Regions from separate parts of the Homo sapiens genome. Here region 1 is linked to region 2. Evidence: chromatin loops called from intact Hi-C (ENCODE). Cell type or tissue: CD4-positive, alpha-beta T cell. All regions are shown on one strand.

Region 1 (5,000 bases), 110 kb after region 2:
TATAAGCCATCCTTAGCTAACAAGTTAAAAAACAAAACTGAAGGGCACCAGTGGTAACTGGCCACGCCTTGCTCTAGACATTCAGAGACACCGGAGGAAACCTCAGGCCAGAGGACACCTGGGATGAGGCCCTGGAAATACCAGCTCTCCTCCCTCCCATGCTTCTCCCCAAAGCAACAGGACACGGTGCCGACCCCTCATTTACAACGATGAGCTGTGAACACCAGGAGAGTCTCTAAAAGTGCACCCTTGCCTGGCTGTGTCCGGCACGCTCGGACTGGCCGATCTGGGGGCGGCTCCACCTCCACCTTCTTCCCAGGATCAAAGTCGTCAGCCTCTCCCTCCGTGTCACAGTGCTCCCTCTCTCGCTTCCGCTTCTTCTCTTCCTGGGCGGCAGAGTCAAGGGAGTGAGAAAGGCAGGAGTAGGCGGGATCCGGACAGGTCTGCCCAATCCCCTCGCAGTTCTCAGGGGAGGGACAGAACTAAGGGAAACCCCCTCCGAGATCCTCCTCATGCCAGGCTCCCTCCTCACAGAGACCCTGGCAGGGTCTGCTGAGGAACAGCACACCCAGGATCCTGGAACTGAGTCTGCGGGCCTCAGCGGTTCGCGTTTTGCTACCAACGGAACACCCCCTCCCCTCCTCCAGCCACGCAGGCGCACTCTGCCTGGGTCCTGGGACCAGGCTCCCCACGGGCTCCTCGTGGGCAGCGTCCGGGCCACCGCCGCTGCTCCTTTACCTTTCGCTTCCTTCTTTCCTCATCGTCCAGATGCTTCTCCTTCTCGGACTTCTTCTTCTTCTTCTTTTTCTTTTCTTTGTGCCTCTCTCGCTCATGGTCTGACCTGTCATCATAGTAACTGGAGTCGTGGCCGGATCCTGAGAGTTCAGTCACTTCACTTCCTCCGACCTTCAGGACTAGCTTTAGAGGCTTCTCCAGGGGCTTGTCGGCATAATCTGCACAGACACAGACCGAGTTCTACCCGCGTGCTCAGGTGCAAACGCCACGCAGCCAGGTGAGACGTGAAGGTGCTAAGAGGGAAAGGCCTCCCTAAGGAGTACAGCGGGGCTGCCAACCAGCAGGGAAAGACGGAAGGGAAGACCACAGTGGCGGCATGTCACTGCCTCCTTGTTCTCCCTTCCCCTCCGCAGGGAGCTTCAGGTCCCTTTCGAGCCACGGTGTCCTCACCAGAGGCCCTGTGGGATGTTGTTCACATTACTCGTTCAAGAAGATGGATTAAGAGGGACCTGGAACCCCGGAGCCCGATCTCCCTCCTAGAAACCCCCAGCACTTCGGTTCACCCTCGCCTGACTTCCTGCAGGCGCCCGTGCTGCCCGCTGACACCCATGGAGCTGCTGCGGGAGCAAGGGAGAGGGAGGGAAAGGCGGGAGAAAGGGCAGCCCAGCTTCTCCCTGAGCTCCACACAAAAGCCAGCACAGATGCTTCCCTAGTCTCCAGGACCGGGGTGAGTGGGCTTGCAGCCTCGAACCCAGAACCCTCTACCAGGAACGTAAGCGCCTACCCAGGACCCCTCACGTGTGCCCGGTTCCCTGCCCGAAATCCCAGGACCCCCTCCCGCGTGCCCAGAACCCCTCCCTCGTGGCCAGGACCTCGCCCGGTGCCCAGGACCCCCGTCCGCGTGCCCGGAACTCCTCCCCCGTGCCCGGGACCCCGCCCGCCGCGCGTCACAAAGCGCCGCCGCCTCACCCTCGTAGGACGAGCGCCACTCGGCCTTGTGCTTCTTGTGCTTCTTGCCCATGGCGGCGCCGGCGGCGGGCCCGAGGCGGGGGCTGGGAACAGCTGGCACCCGGTCGGACCTTGGCCGCCACCGCCCCCTGGCCCTGGCTGGCCGCCCGCGCTCGCTGCGCCGAGGTTGCCGAGCTCGCTGGGCCGCGCCGGAAACGGGGCGAGGCGGGGCCGCGGCAGGAAGTGGCCCTGCCGGGCCCGAGCGCTTCCGGGTCAGGAGGTGGTGCGCCTCGCGCGGCAGATTCGAAGCTAGGGCGGGGCCCGCGGGCTGAGGCAGCGGCTGTGGCGGCGACGCTGGGCGTGAGGTGGCGGCGGCCGCGCCCTGGTTGGGTCCCCACTGCTCTCGGGGGCGCCATGGACGAGGCCGTGGGCGACCTGAAGCAGGCGCTTCCCTGTGTGGCCGAGTCGCCAACGGTCCACGTGGAGGTGCATCAGCGCGGCAGCAGGTGAGCCGGACCTGTCCGACACATCCTCTGGGCACCCACCCGCCCCGACCCCAGCGCGTGCACCGAGCCCCGACCCCAGCGCACTGATTCTGATGCGACCGAACCCCAGGGTACTGATCCGGCCCGACTGGACCCGGGCGCACAGGCCGCCGGGCCCCGACCGGATCCTAGCGCAATGACGCGACCCCACCGCAGGGCACTGACCCGGCCGACCCGAGCCCTGCGCGCAGGACCCCAGCTCACAGATTGAGCCCCGACCCGACCTCAGCTCACGGACCTGGCCCTGACCCTGCCCCTGCCCCGGCTGTCCTCCAGTGCATTGATGTGGCCCTGAGTCCCACGTTGGAGAATAGGATGGCTGCGCATTACAGAGAGCTCTAGTCTCAGCCGAAAGCTGGGTGGTTATTCTTTGAGCCACTGCTTCTCAGACCCTTTAATTGTTCCCGTTCCTCACGGACTCGATGTTAAATTTTTAGGGTTCAAAGCACATCCCACTCATTTGTGACCAAGTCAGTTCATGGTATGGTGGGGCCTGTGGGCTGTGCTGCTCCCTGGAGTGGGGGGAACTCAGCGGCGGGGCCAGACCTTCACAGACCCTCCTTATGTCCACGGAGGGTGGATTGAGGTCAGGTGAGACCACCAGCCTCAGAGGGGATGCAGAGGAAGAGACCTTTCCTTTAACAGAATAGCTGTTGACTGGGTATTTTCTAGGTGCTGGAGTTCAGACACGTCAGCATAATTGCACCAGGGCCCAGAGACACCTGCACAAAGCCCCATCACAGCCTGGCGACACCTGTGTAAACACCTTAGCGCTCAGAGACACCTGTACACAGTGCCACCGCAGCCTAGAGACACCCCATGTACAACCACACCTGGGCCCAGAGACGCTAGGCATAATCACACCAGAGCACAGCTGCACCTAGAGGACAGACACCTACGTACAACTGCACCAGAGTTCATAGACACCTGCACACAACCGCACTATGCATGGTGGTCGCTGCTTGTAGGGTGCTGGGACGATTGCAAAGGGGCCACATGTCACCTGCCTGGCTCTGAGGAGCCTGTCCAGGAGGGCTCAGAGGGAGGCAGACATTGAATAGGACTTAGAGGGTGACTGCAGTTGATCAGGCCAGTAAGCTGGGACAGTGCATAGCAGGGCACAGAGGTGTGATCCGGGACCAGGTCACTGTTGTAGAAAGGGGAGGTGTTAGGAGGACTGCAGCAAGGGGGACCAAGGGAAGCCCTGGATACCAAGCTGAAAGCATTAGATTTTCTCAGCACGAATCACGGCTATTGGAGACTTGTTACAATGCAGACCCCAGGCCTGACCCCACAGCTGTGGAACTTCATTAGTAATAGTGAAAGCCAACATTATTGCGTGCTTACTATGTGCCAGGTATCGTCCTAAACACTTTGAGTGTATTAATGACTTCACAGTAGCCCAGCATAGCGAGAACTCTTACTGTTGTCCCCTTTTTCTAACTGGGAGCTGAGGCACAGCTTCTTCAGGGCACAGCTGGTAGAGGACCCACAGGCAAGGGGTGGCTCTAGATTTGGTCCCAGGCAGGCCAACTCCAACTTACCCTGTTAACTACTGGGCTTTCTTATGTATTGTCTGAGTTTTTCAAAACACTTCATTTTAACATTTTGTTTTTGAACTAAGATCATTTATGTGTGTTTTGGCTTCTTTTTTTAGCACTGCAAAGAAAGAAGACATAAACCTGAGTGTTAGAAAGCTACTCAACAGACATAATATTGTGTTTGGTGATTACACATGGACTGAGTTTGATGAACCTTTTTTGACCAGAAATGTGCAGTCTGTGTCTATTATTGACACAGAATTAAAGGTTAAAGACTCACAGGTAAGTTACTAATTTGCTGGGCCAAGGAACAGTTAGCTGAATACAAAAGGTTGTATCATGAATGTCTTGCCGTTTTCATAGCCTGTTGTCAGAAACAGGTTCACTTCTCTGTTGGTTTGGGTGGCTAGACAAGTTCTTTTCACTAGCTGTCAGGAGCCAGGTGCTGGGAGTAGGAAGTAGCCCTGATGTCGGGGTGCTCTCAGTATAGCAGTAACAGATTGGAAACCAGGAATGAGAATGCAGTGCTGTACAATAGTGGGCTGCGCTGGTAAGGCCTGTGTGCCATGTCTCATTCTTTCAATCAGCAAATGTTTATAAAGTGCTCAGTGTGTGCTAGGACCATAGGAGGTGTGGGGCCACAGAGATGAGAAGATGGGCTTGCCTTATAGAATTCCTTTATCTCATCCCATGCATGGCCACCTCACCCACCATCTGAGTTGATGCGTATGGGTTAGAGGAGCTTTGTGTGAGGGCGTGGAGGCATTGGGGCGATTCTGGCACCAGTATAAAAACAACCTGAAACATTCCTAAGGAAGACTTATCACTTACAGCAGTACAATTCCTGTCCTGTAAGAACCAGCTGTGAAGGACAGGCTTGGTACTAAGTTCTGCTCGTGAGGTGGACCTCCCCATTCATACGTTAGGACTCATGTTTGTGCATGCTCAGAGCTTTGTGCACACTGAGATCTGATAATGCCGTGGTTTTGGCCAGTCTGAGGGAAGGAAGAGCTTCCCACACTGTTGTGGAGGGATGGACACCCTAACTGGAGGGCACGGGCTGCCCAGGGAAAGTTCTAATGTTCTCTGACTGCAGATTCACTTGTAGGAATTTATCGTAGCTGATAATCATGCAATTTTGTAGATCTTTCTGAACAGATGTTTGTTAGATGCTGTTAATAATAGCCAACAATTTGAAATATTTTAACTGTCCACCAGAGGTCAGTTAATA
Region 2 (5,000 bases):
AAAAGGAAGCCCCTGTTGACCATTTCTGTGAGCATTCTATGCTCATTTCCACAACGAGCATTTATAACCTCGTATAATCGCTAAAACATTTATTGCAACTTCAGGGAATTCGGGAAGATAGACCAACCGCAGCTGTAAGATTAAAACGCAGCCAGTGACCAGCGGAGCTTCCTCCACGCACACGCGGTCCAATCCCCATGACTTCATGTTTTGTGAAGATGCAAAGCGAGTTCATGCCGGCGCCTTTCTGAATCAGAGATCCCTTTAGAAACCATGAAAGCTGCAGACCCCTCCCGGGAAAACGCACACACCCTCCTGGAGCTCGCCTTCTGCAGCCGCTCCGGGAGCCCGCCCCTCCCCCACAGGCCCTCCGAGGATCACGTGGTGGGGAGGCGCTGGCACCGAGCGGCTGACAGGCGCGAGAGCCCAGTTCAAGGCGCCGGCATCAGGCTGCAGCTGCCTCACTCCCCTCCACTTCCTGCCCCTTCCCGGCCTTGGTCCAGCCCCATCTCCTAGTCCCAGGCCACAGGGAGCTGGGTCACCTCCCAGGGGCAGGGGCTGGCTGGGCGTGGGGGGAGACCTCTCCCCCTGAGAAGTCAGGCGGGGAGGGGTGGCCGGGGTGGGCGGAGGGGCCCAGTCCTCTATCGGTCCCCCAGGGGCCCTGCACGCAGAAGAGCCAATAAACATGCCAGGTGGATCAGCGGTGACACTGAGAGGGAACGCAACACCCCATCAAAACAGCAGCCCCCCAACCCCCATCAAAACAATAGCCCCCAACCCCCATCAAAACAGCAGCCCCCAAACCCCTATCAAAACAGCAGCGCCCAAACCCCCATCAAAACAGCAGCCCCCAACCCCCATCAAAACAGCAGCCCCCAAATACCCATCAAAACAGCAGCCCCCAAACCCCATCAAAACAGCAGCCCCCTAAACCCCATCAAAACAGCAGCCTCCCAAACCCCATCAAAACAGCAGCCCCCCAAGCCCCATCAAGACAGCAGCCCCCCTAAACGCTTATCAAAACAGCAGCCCCGCCACTGCCCGGGAGGGACAGGCTTCTCACCTCCCTCGGCTCCGTTTACGTAACCGAAACCGCAGAATAAAGGGCTCCTCAGATCCTCGGGCGCTGCTCCCAGGGGTGCGGGAAGGTGTCCCGGCAGCGCCTCTCCATCGCCACAGGCCCGCGGACAGTAGCCAAGGCCCGGGGCAGCTGGAGGCTCTGCGGGGGGCGGTCTGACAGCCCCACCTGCCAGGACGCGGTGGTGTCAGGACCCCGAGACCCGCTCATTCTGGGCCGTTTCTGTGGCCAGGGATCTCAAAACGTGCTGCGGGCAGTGGCTTCATTCCAGCCCTCCACGCCCTAATTTCCCACGCCTCACACCGGCGGCCCCCTACGCCTGGGAATAGGGAAACGGTTCCAGCCCCGGGCTGGGCAGGGTCTGGAGGGAAGGGCTGCAGGGGCGTCCGTGGCCGCGAAGAAAGGCCAAAGCGCCAGGCACAGGGCCCGGAGAAAGTGACAGACCTGTCCCTGGCGCGGCCGACGGTGACCCCCGCTCGCGGCCTTTGCAAAGCCTCCCCGTCGCGTCCTCGCACCGAGCCCGCAGCGCCGAACTCCGGGCATCCCAATCCGGGGGCTCAGGGACGCGCAGGGCGGCCCGGGAATGTGGCTCGGGGGAGCGCGGGGGGCAGGGGCTGCGGCGCAGGTGGCTGCTGGGGCTGACGGGCCCAGTCTCCGCCCCCGGGTGCCCCCCGCGCCGCGCCCGCAGGACCGAGCCCCGCGCCCGCTTACCTTGGAGACGCAGCAACTGCAGCGGAGGCTCCCCCGCGACCCGGCCGCGCGCGACCAAGTGCTCAGCGCAGCGCTCCCCCTGCCGCCCCGCCCCGCCCCCAGCCCCGCCCCCAGCGTCCCGCGCCCGCCCCTCGTGTTCATTGGCAGCCCCGCCCCCGCCGCCCCACCAGGCCCGGAGCATGCGCGGGCGCACTGAGACCTCAGCCTTACAAGACCGGCTCCGCTGAGGCTCCGCCGGCCGCCAGGTATCCGCTCAGCGCAGGGCGCGGCGGACCTGCGGGCCGTGGGAACCGCTGGGCAGTGGCAGCGAGGCCCCTCACCTGTCTCTGGGGCCCCCCGGGGACGACCGGACCCCGATCTCTGCGCCCCGCAGGACGCGCGTTGACGGTGCGGCGGGGGATGGATGAGCGCGGCCGCGGCCTCCTGGGGTGGGGTGGGTTGGCGGCGGGGCCTCGAGGACAGTGCGGGGCGAGCCCCGACCGCGCCCAGTTCTTTAAGGAGCCGCAGACGGTGCAGGGAAGCGGCAGGGCCGGGCTGTGAGGGTGCTCGGACCCCAAGGCGGGGCGCACCCAGGGGACTGGGCTTCCAGGTGGGGACAGCGCGGCCGGGGATCGACCTGAGCAGGGAGACGGGTCCGTGCCGGGCGCCCAGCGCAGCTGCTCGGGAGTGGGCCGCCCTTCACGCAGGAGTGGAGGAGCGGAGCGCGCACCCCTGACCCCGGCCTCAGCTTCCGTTCTCCCTGCAGGTCGCCCGTGTGCAGCGCCACCATCCCGGCCGCTCTTCCAATCTCGCCTTTCTCCGGGCACCTGCCGCCCCTCCCCCGCTCCCCAGACAGGCTTTGCGGAGGGGGCTCATTCCGCCCGGGGCTGCCGGGCCCTCCGCAGGAGTTGGCTCCCCACAAGGTTCCGGGGCCGAGACGACAGGGCGGTTCTGTGGTGCTGGGTGCTGGGACTTCAGGGGCACAGGGGCACCTGCCCTGGAGGAGGCCGAGGCGCAGCCCCCCAGGAGGAAGGGGTGCCTCTGGTGACTTTCAGCGGGACTCTTCCAGCCGGACTCTAGTGCAGCTGAGCTCCTCCCCCAGTCCCGGCTCTGTCCCTGCCCCAGGTGTCCAGCAGGCCCTGGAATCCGCAAAGGCAGAAGGGGAAGTTGGGGTGCTGGGTGCTGGGCAGGGGGTGCTGAGGCCTCACAGCCCGGCGGCTTGGCCCCCACCCACCCCACGGTGGTCCCGCGCCCCACACTTCCTCTCCTCTCCTGTGGTTTCTCCTTCCACTCAGTGCTGCCCAGAGATGGGCTTCTGTCTAGTTCTCCTGAGAAATTCCACACTCGCAGCTGGGAAGTCGGGGGACCCCCGAAGCTGTGCGGCGGCCACGCTGCGGCTCCTGCTTCCCTCCTGCTCGGGTGCGGGCTCGGCTGCCTTCTCGTCCCGCGGAGCCCGGAGTGCCTCCCCCTCGGGTAGATCCTACTAACAGCATCAAAGAAATAATGAAATAATCTCTCCTTGGTGTGTTCTTACCGTCCTAATAGGCACAAGGGGACTCTTCAGTGCATTTTCCAAAACCTGTACAAACTCTCTTGACATAAATGCAGTGAGTTTACAATAAAATCGCAGTGGGAGGTAACGTCAGGCTTCAGAGGCAGACATGGTCCTGGAGCCTTTGGGAGGAGAGGAGAGGAGAGGCAGCGGGCGCGGGGCGGCGTCCAGGGGGCTGAGCGAGGTCTGGGCAGGAGGACAGAGCTGAGCCTTGGGCTGCCCTGGCCCCTGCGCAGGACACACAGTGACCGGGGCTGGGGTGGGCACCCCGGTTCTACCGTCGGGAGTCGGCGTGTTCATGGAGTCTGTTTCCTTGTCTGTGGGTGAAACTTTGGCTTGGGGTCACGGGTGTGTTATTTCCCAGCGACAGTCGGTTCAGTCAGCACTTACAAAATCACCAGAAACAGGGGCACAGGATCTTGCTCAGCAGGGAGAGGTGGATCCTGATTCGGGACTCCAGGCTCTTCACCTGGCCATGGCTGCCCGTCCGGTGGCCCTTCCTGGCCCCCAGCTCTTGCTCCACTGCCAGACCTGGACAGCCTCCATTAACCCTGCAATTACTGAAAACCGACTCACAGCCAATGATGTGATCCACGCCAAGTGTCCCGTTATAAGATGTTTCCTGGGGATCCTTAGAAAATCACTACAAATGGGTTGAACAACAAGGCTTTCCTCTTACGGCTTAGGAGGCCAGAAGTCCGAGATCAAGGCCTGTGCGCTCCGGAGGTTCCCACCTCTTCCAGCTTCTGTGGCTCCAGGCGGTCCTGGGTGGTGGCCGCATGGCTCCACCTCTGCCCCTGTCCTCACGGGGCCTCCTCCCCCAAGTTAGTGTGTCTGTCTCTTCCTTTGCTTATCGGGACACCTGTCACTGGATTTAAGGGCCGCCAGGAGAAGCTGGGATAATCTCAAGATCTTTAATCGAATTACATCTACAAAGATCCTATTTTAACGTAAGGTCTTACTCTGAGGTTCCGGGTCAATGTGACTTTCTTGGGTGGGGGTCACTACCACCCCAGCACCAATGCTTTTCCCAGCTCCACCTGTGTTACCGTGTCAGTGACCAGGAGCGTTCCCCGGGACACCTGCCTGCTTGTAGCTGTTTCCACGGCTTCCTGCACAGGTTCTGCGTCCGCAGTTGGGAGCACCAGGCCAGGCAGCTGTCACATAGGAGGAGGACAGCTCTCCGGGACAAGCCCCTGCTGCCCGGCACCCGCGCCCACCCCTGCCTGGGTTTGGGGTTGGGTTTTGTGGGCAGAGGTTCAGGCTGACAGTGGAGGTTGGGAAGAGCAGACACAGCATGGTGGGTAGCACTGGAAGCCCTGGGTGGAAGGGATGGTGGGAGATGCTGGGCCATCTGGGTCTGCAGTGGGAGACCAGGACAGGAGCCCAGGTCCATTGGGAGGCCCCATGCTGAAGACGGAGGCACGGGGAGCGGGGGGAGCAATGGACTCACGGGGACAGCAGCAGACATGAAAAGGCCTCCGAGGCCAAGTGTGAGGATGCCGGGTCCCAGCACTGAGGTGTCCTGCAGCTGGACCTGTCAGGTGTCCACCCACCCCTGGCAGCTGCATGTCCTTTGACGGCCTATAGGCTGAGCAGCTTCTCTGGGCCCCGTGGGGGTGTGTCCCACAGCAGGTGAGCAGTCAGGGCCCCTTGAGAACCCTAACCAGCTCCTGTGTG

Evidence for each region. A loop is a pair of places that touch in the nucleus more often than their neighbours do. Peaks named below come from ENCODE experiments on the same cell type or tissue, not always from the same donor. Only the 100,000 strongest peaks of a DNase experiment are listed, where the experiment ranks them.
Region 1: it touches region 2 in a loop (5-fold over the local background); 9 of 110 quality-filtered maps call a loop at or near these places.

What each region holds. Positions count from the first base shown.
Region 1 is chr5:890,902-895,901 of GRCh38, forward strand. BRD9 (bromodomain containing 9) reads right to left here and starts at 1,900. Exons shown (of 16, transcript NM_023924.5): 1 at 1,705-1,900; 2 at 739-953; 3 at 254-386. The coding sequence starts at 1,756. It overlaps TRIP13 (thyroid hormone receptor interactor 13), which reads left to right and starts at 1,983. Exons shown (of 13, transcript NM_004237.4): 1 at 1,983-2,189; 2 at 3,886-4,051. The coding sequence starts at 2,098. RefSeq lists silencers at 1,241-1,459, 1,650-2,269 and an enhancer at 1,269-1,901. In CD4-positive, alpha-beta T cell, no CTCF peak of the experiment used is centred here; a DNase peak (open chromatin) is centred at 1,950; H3K4me3 peaks cover 2,155 bases; H3K27ac peaks cover 1,006 bases.
Region 2 is chr5:782,879-787,878 of GRCh38, forward strand. ZDHHC11B (zDHHC palmitoyltransferase 11B (putative)) reads right to left here and starts at 1,851. Exons shown (of 14, transcript NM_001351303.2): 1 at 1,790-1,851. RefSeq lists enhancers at 1-545, 2,130-2,868 and a silencer at 1,800-2,229. In CD4-positive, alpha-beta T cell, no CTCF peak of the experiment used is centred here; DNase peaks (open chromatin) are centred at 1,133, 1,963 and 2,753; H3K4me3 peaks cover 2,315 bases.